Regions from separate parts of the Mus musculus genome. Here all the other regions are linked to region 3. A link is a loop called in an ENCODE intact Hi-C map of the cell type or tissue named here. Cell type or tissue: left cerebral cortex. All regions are shown on one strand.

Region 1 (2,500 bases), 110 kb after region 3:
GTAGATACACAGGGGTCGCAGGACTGAGGGGAAGAAACTTCTGGCTGGTGGAGAGATGCTCAGCTCAACCAGGACTTTCGCTGTTAGTGTCTGATACCGAGACATTCTTTTCTGAGGTTCAGAAAAAAATAAATAACATCTACCAAAACCACATGGCTAAGATTCCCTCCACATTACATCCCTCTGAACCTTCCACTGCACCTAAAAGATCCTGAGAGCCACTTCCTGGATCAAAGGACCGCAAACATCTCTCTCTCAAAACCAGCATTTCCCAAAGGGCACACTGTGGCATGCTACACGGAGAATCTTCAAGGAAAGGGATCCATCATCCAAGTGTAGGGGGTGCTCCTACTCACGGACCCTGACTGTCACACAACAAACATGGACATACCAAAGGTTCCTATGGTGAACAGCCACGCTTGCCCTGTTTCACACAGTCTCTCCCTAGCTCACCACTCTTCCACCCCACCCCGTTGCAAGACATTCATTAGTTCAGTGGGAAGCCAAAGGAAGCTGTCTGGAATGTCTCCAGCTTCAGGTACTCAACAGCCCTCCACCTTACACTCATTGTGTCCAACCTGACCAAAGCCCAGAGACGTGAAGTGATTTCCTCAGGTGTGCTCAGCAAGCCTGTGGCACACTCAAGACAGCCTTGCTGTCTGCCCTGGGTCCCGTACATCTCCCTATTCCACACACCATGGAGGTGGGAGTTCAGAGGCTTCTATAGGTTCTCAGACCACCCCAGCCAGGACCCTATCAGCCCACCTCCTTGCACTGACCCTAGTCTTACAACCTTGATGGTGTAGGCAGAGGCAGCTCCTGTAAGGCACAGTAACAGTAAGTAGAATAGACGTGATCATAGTCACTACACCACACATTCCACATGTATCTCACAGGTGAGGGGGAGAAGAGCCCACACATGATGGGCCTCGCTCAAGCGCTCACAGTGGGGCAGGTGACGCTGGGATCAAACCCAAGTTCGTCTGAATCTGAAAAATTATGTCATTCTTCCTGATATCAGTTCTTAGGCCCAGGTTCAAGCAGTTTCAAGTTTCTGGGGACTGGAGCGCCCTCTGGTGTCCCTTCTTGGTGTGGACGTAAAGTCTATCAGCATTGCCCATCACCAGGAAGAGCTGTGGTGCCACTGGGTGGAATGACCTCATTGTGGGGCAAGGCTACACCCGTGGCTTCCATCCTGGATGGAACTTTCCCCATCACAGAAAGAATGAATCGGAGGCCAGATGGCCATGGTGCCTGAGACCCAGAGTGATGTGAGGGCTGGAGGAGGGCAAGGGCTGAGGCAGTCACTGGGGACGAGGTGAGGGGCAGACACTGGGCAGTATACCCTAGCACTCTGTGCTTCCTCCACAGTCACCCACAGGACCCCAGGGCCACATGAATGAGCAGCGATAAGGCTGGCACCCATTGTCCATGCAAGACTCACAACAGCCACTGAGGTAGGAACTGTCATGGCATCAACTCTTAGCTGGTGAGCCTGAGAGTCCTGATGCGTGCTACTCAGTGCTGCGCACACACACACACACACACACATACACACACACATGTAAATAAATATATATTATAGATATACATGTACATATGCACATACATATATACACATACACACAACCACATACACACATACATACACATATTACACACACATATACACATACATATATACATATATATATGCTTACATACACACACATACATAGATACATACACCTATCCACACACACATATATACACATGTATATGTACAGACACACAGACACACACACACATAATAAATAAAGCTAGTTCTTAGAAGACACCAGTGAATCTACAAGGGAAAGGATGGGAATTTGAGATTTTTTTTCTATTACTTTTTGTTTGTTTGGTTGGTTGGTTGGTTGGTTTTGTTTTGTTTTGTTTGTTTTTCGAGACAGGGTTTTTCTGTGTAGCCCTGGCTGTCCTGGAACTCACTTTGTAGACCAGGCTGGCCTCAAACTCAGAAATCCACTTGCTCTGCCTCCCAAGTGTTGGGATTAAAGGCGTGCACCACCACCGGCCGGCATTCTATTAGTTTTTTAAACTTTTTTTTTTTGAGGGATTGATTGTTGCTGTCTAATCTAATTTTGGGGTGAGGCAGGAAGAGATCAAATTCTTTGAACAAAATTCTCCAGAGTGAGCTGTTTAACGAGCCATTCCCTGAATTTAATATACAGTGATGAGAGGAGGTTCGTGGAAGAACCAGAGTGACCAACACTATTTGGTCTGTGCCTACAGGGGTGGGGTCCCAGGGTCCTTCATTTCAGAGCTGCTTCTTATTCTTGTCGAATGTATATCAAGCTTGACATAGCTAGTGAGATATGGGAGCAAGGCACTAAAATTTCCACGAAAAAAGATAAAAAGTCAAACTGTGTTACGTAACTAAAAAACTCCTTGGTGAGGCTGGAGCTGTGCATTTTCTAGCTCAGAGCCCTTTTCTAAGCAAAAGTCCCAGCGGATGTCTGGT
Region 2 (2,500 bases), 100 kb after region 3:
GCTGCTGGGTTGGTGTGTCTCTGTCCCTAAGTTGGGCATGACAAGAAGTTCAGGGTTGTGACTCTGCTTGAGAACGGGCCCCAGCAAGGTATGGCTGTCCAAGCTCAGGCCTCTATACTCCAGACTCCCTTTGTCAGCATATTCAGGCACAGTTATGGCTCCACAAACTCCCCCCTAAGACTCAGCAGTTAGCCCAGGCTCCTCACCAGTTGTAGATGATCTGTCCCTGGCGGCCACCGTGGCGGTAGTTGTACAGAATGATGTAGCTGTCGCCTCCATAGAACTGCCCGTATGTGGCAGGGTCCACTGGCACCTTGTTGGAACCTTCAATTCTCCAGATCTGCAGAGGCAGAGCTGAGGTCAGACACTGCAGTGTGCCCTCTGTCACCCTGGGCAAGCTGGGACCCCAGTATAGTGGACAGTGTGGAGAACAGGACAAGTTTTTCATGGGAACGCGGTGCCATCCAGGCCCAAGCAAAGTTAAATAAAGTTAAATAATTTGCCCGGCGCTCAGAGCCCTTGAGAGGCACAGCAGGATATGATCGCAGAGTTCCCGCTCTACCTCTTCCCACCACGTCTGACCAGATGATCTGTTTCTCCCCCCTGAAAAGCCCCTCAAGACAGCTCTAGATTAGAAGATTGAGCCAAGCCTGAGTCAAACCTAAGCCATGCCCCCTGAGAGGTCATATGACTTCCGATGGCCCCTCTCAGAGCCTCAGCTTTCTCACCTGAAAAGTGATGGTGACAACAGCCATAAATGGTGTCAAGCCTTCCATTCTAGTCATGAAGATGCCATGATGCCCCTACCACAAGCTAGCTCTATTAGGCCCAACTGCCATTAACAGGATCGGCATTATATCACCAGTATTTCCACTCTCCCTATGGATTTTATAGGTCACTTTATTCATCGGGGCCATAGTTGGGTGGGCTCATAATGACCTCCCTCTGCAGGCAGATCTGTACAAACAGCGCTAGCAACCAGTCATCGGGAGGCCCTCCAGTGACACCTAGTGGTCAAGTGGAGGCACTGAGCCCGCAGCATGGAGTCTTGGAGGTGAGGAGCATTTGAGGCTCAGAGAGGTTGAGTAAATGGCCAGGCTCAACTCTCTGTCTACCAAACGCTTTCGCTGCCTCCTCTGCACACTGGCCAGTAGTACGGAGAGAACAGCACCCGTGACAGTAATGGTGACTGTCGCTATGCCTCTTAGGGGAACAGTGGACGCTGACCTGGAATGGACTCTGGGCCCCAAGCATCTATGAGCACACCTCCACCTCTCCACCTGCACCCTGTCTCCCCACTCCCGGGTGCTTTATCTCTCCCCTAACCGATCAGAACGACCCCTCCCCATTCCCAGATGTTCTAGCTCATGTTTCTACCTCTTACCTATTTTTTATGGCGGGCCTTTAAAGCACAGAACCAAATCTGTCATACATCTACTAAAACCAAAAGAAAACCCAAGCTATTTTATTACTGCCGTACCCCATGTGCTGCACTCATGGTCCCTCTGGCACCATGCTCCTCAAAAAACAGGTCCTGCCTGGAATGTGTCCCTACTCCCTCACAGCAAACTCCCGCTCCTACTGTGCTAGCCAATCCCAGCCACCCCATTCCCACTGCCTTCCCTGTGTTCCCACAAAATCCCAGAGGTTCCCTTCAGCTCCGGGAACAACGGATTTCAAGACTCTACTGTGGCTGTGGTCACCTCCCTTCCCACCCAGGCACTCCTGGGGAGGAAGATGGAGTCTGGGAGCCTGGCACACAGTAGGTACTCAGGGAATGTTGATTGTTAAAAATCAAACAAACAAAAAAAGTGGAAGTGAAGAATCTCATGTACCACAGGCTGTGGTGTAAACTTGGGAGAAACACCCTCGGGGCGGTAGAGGTTGGGTGTGAGCTATAGCAGGTAGAGAGACAGGGAAGGGAGGCATCTAGCCAAAGCCAGCCCAGGCACAGTGACACTGTAACAAGTACTTAGAAACTGCTTTTTGTTAGAAAGCACTGGCTCACAGGGTAACTGAAGCCAGGAGAACACGGAATTCTCCATCTTGTTTAGGTCTGCATCACTTGCTCAGCTCTGCTTATAGACACGTTACTTCAAGAGGAGTCTCGCAGACCTATCTCATCTGCCTTTGCTCCTTCAAGGCTGAAGGCACTCAGATAAGTCATTGCCCTGAACCTGTGCTCACTCTTGAGGAGCTCGTCGCCTCCAGTGATGGGGAATATCCAAGAGAGCGGGGCGCACCCTGGAGTCAAACTGGCCTCGATATGCAGACTAGATATCAGATGATTAACCACGCCATGCTTGGCCCAAGACTGCTTATTCATACACACCTCTAGCCCCAACTCTCCCTATATCTAAACCCAAAGCTCAAGTCAGTGCTGTGAAGATGGACTTGGGGGAGGGCTTGGGGCCCCTTTTTTTTGTTCTCCCCAGTTTGACTACATTGATAAAGCCTCAATCTGCCCTTCTCTATCCTTTAGCTGGTGTAACGGGGCCAG
Region 3 (2,500 bases):
TCATCTCACAGGCTCTGTCTCACAGGGATCTACTGAAAGAGTGGGGGAATGCAGCAACATCTATTCCATCATGCCTCAGAGGACGTGTGTGTGTGTGTGTGTGTGTGTGTGTGTGTGTGTGTACATGAATGCACATGCAGATGTGTGTTTTGCACGTTTGTCTTTGTGCATTGTGGAGTCCAGGAGTTGACATCAGATGTCTAACTCAATTGTTCTCTACCCTATCTTTTGAGCCAGGGTCTCACTACCCCTGAACGGAGCTCACTGACTGTCTAGAGTGGTTGGCACTGAACTTGAGTGGAGTTTGCTGATTGGATAGACTGGCTAGCACTGAACCTGAATGGAGCTTGCCGATTGGCTAGGCTAACAGGCACTGAACTTGAGTGGAGTTTGCTGATTGGATAGACTGGCTGGACTCCAAGCTGCAGGTCATGGTCTGCAGTCTTCACAACAGCAGCCCTGGAGTTCCAGTGGCATGCCCTCACACCTAGACAGTTTATGGGCGTTCTCTGGGATCAGATTAGTGTTCACGTGGCAGACACATTATCAGCTGAGCCATCTTTCCAGCCTAGGCATGCTCCCCACTCCCTCCCAGTGTAACAGACATCGGGCTTGTCTACAAGGGAGTTGCTAGGTTGGGTGGACAGAGGTAACAAGGCTCATTCTAACTGGATGGCACCAGTCAATGTGGGGTCCCAGACTGAATACAAAGGAGAAGGCAGGCAGAGCATCAGCATCTCTCTGCTTCTCGACTGGAGATGGGACCAGCTCTCTCACATCCCTGCTACTAGCATTTCCATCTGTGGTCCAGCAGACAGAACCTTTTCCCTGTGGTTCACAAGCTGCGACCTCGGGGTTTCAGCTTGGGTTCAGGTTGAGGCTCTATGCCAGTGCCATGGCCAACAGGGTTCCGTGCTGCTCGCAGGGCAGTAAGTCCTGGCCTCCTTGTCTCCCCACAGCAGCACATCAGCGGCTCTCAGCTCACATCTCCCTTCCAGCCCTCGCAGCCACTTGGCAATGACAGTGGCTGCATTTGCATTTTTTTTTTTTTTTTTTTTTTTGCTTGTCCTAACTGGATCGTGAGTGTGGGTGCTACTGGCATGTAGTGGGTGGATACAAGGGCACTGCTAAGTGATTCACACTTGCACAGGGTGGCAAACTTCACCCCATCTCAAGAAATGTCATTCGTGGCAATCTTGGAGCGGCTGGAATTACACTCTTTCAGAGTTCACTAACAGATTTATCTGTTTGCCTGTGTGGGAAACTCTAAAGCTCCACTTCCTCCCTAGAAACCAGAGCTAAGACAAAGCAGTTCCCTCTCGTGGACACCAGGGGGCAGGAGTTCCAAAGAGAACCAGTTTCTGGAGTGATGAAAACATTCTTTTTGGTGCTATTAAAGGCAGCGTCATTTGTATAAATGCTATTGATCCTTCATATAAATGGAACTAGCTCTATAGCTTAGTGGTGCTGTAGGTGTACTGTGCAGTTTATCAAATAAACAGGTAGAAATCAACCCTACATATACCACAGTTAATAAAGAAGGCATAAGGGAAGTAGGAGGGAATCTTAACGCTGACTTAGAGGAGAGACACATTGCTTATGTGCGCCAAGGGTGCTACTGTTTGTAGGTGTGGTATGGTTGAGATGTGGTTCTCCCCGTGGAGTTCACACTGAGGTTTGGTTCCAGTGGATAGTGCTGTGTTAGGCATTGACTAGGGATTAATGCTTTTCTATGAGTGAGCTGTCGCTCTGGAGATGGGCTTCTGTGACATGGTTGTTAGCAAGCCTGGCAGCTCCCCTCCACCACTCAAACCCATGCTCCGCTCCACACAGTGCCTCTGGCTGACTGCCACATGGTTTTCAACAGAAACTGAATGGATTCTGGGACATCTGGAGCTGGAGGAACATTTTTTTTTCTTTTTGTAAAGCACCCAGCTTCGGTATTTTGGTGGTAGCAACACAACACACACCAAGAAGTGATCTGGAATTCAGTGGCCCTTGCTTCAACTGCTCTATCAAGGGGAGCTATAGCCTTCAACAACCTGTCCCACCCCTCTCTGGGCTACTCAACTTTATAGGTGACACTGGTCATCAGCATCCATTGGGTAAGAAAGCATCCCAGTAGCGGCGACCACTTGACGACCTCCTCCAGGGTTTCTTGGGCAGCTTACTGCTTTGTATATTTATCAGGTGGACAGGAGACAGTCGGACACTCCCTGTGGTGGAACACCGTCTCCAGAATCCACAGGCAGCCCAACGGAGTTTTTGTCTTTCTTAGTGGCAAGGGACACAACATTTATTCACAATTTACAATTGGCTGCATCTTGGAATTTCCTGGATTGAGAATATTCACATCTGGATCCCATCCAAAGATTGCTGCTGTTCAGTTGTCTTGGTGTAGGCTTGACATCGGGGGTTTTAAAACTTTCCTGTGGGACTGTTAGTCTTGGGACCTTGGAAATGACTGCCATTAGAACAATTTGCTTTTTGTGCATGGCTT

Evidence for each region. A loop is a pair of places that touch in the nucleus more often than their neighbours do. Peaks named below come from ENCODE experiments on the same cell type or tissue, not always from the same donor. Only the 100,000 strongest peaks of a DNase experiment are listed, where the experiment ranks them.
Region 1: a loop joins it to region 3, with 7 times the contacts of the local background. A loop is called at or near these places in 19 of 42 quality-filtered maps.
Region 2: a loop joins it to region 3, with 6 times the contacts of the local background. A loop is called at or near these places in 19 of 42 quality-filtered maps.

What each region holds. Positions count from the first base shown.
Region 1 is chr2:35,287,784-35,290,283 of GRCm38, reverse strand. The region is part of intron 3 of Gsn (gelsolin); the gene reads right to left. Among named protein-coding and RNA genes, the nearest start is that of Gsn, 6.7 kb to the right of the region's middle. In left cerebral cortex, a CTCF peak has its summit at 1,074 (motif pointing left); a DNase peak (open chromatin) is centred at 1,066.
Region 2 is chr2:35,296,635-35,299,134 of GRCm38, reverse strand. Gsn (gelsolin) reads right to left here. Exons shown (of 17, transcript NM_146120.4): 10 at 207-340. Among named protein-coding and RNA genes, the nearest start is that of Gsn, 16 kb to the right of the region's middle. In left cerebral cortex, a CTCF peak has its summit at 1,011 (motif pointing left); a DNase peak (open chromatin) is centred at 1,005.
Region 3 is chr2:35,396,511-35,399,010 of GRCm38, reverse strand. It overlaps 4930402F06Rik (RIKEN cDNA 4930402F06 gene), which reads left to right and starts at 1,837. Exons shown (of 6, transcript NM_001080709.2): 1 at 1,837-2,105. In left cerebral cortex, a CTCF peak has its summit at 1,332; DNase peaks (open chromatin) are centred at 457, 1,268 and 1,730; H3K4me3 peaks cover 259 bases.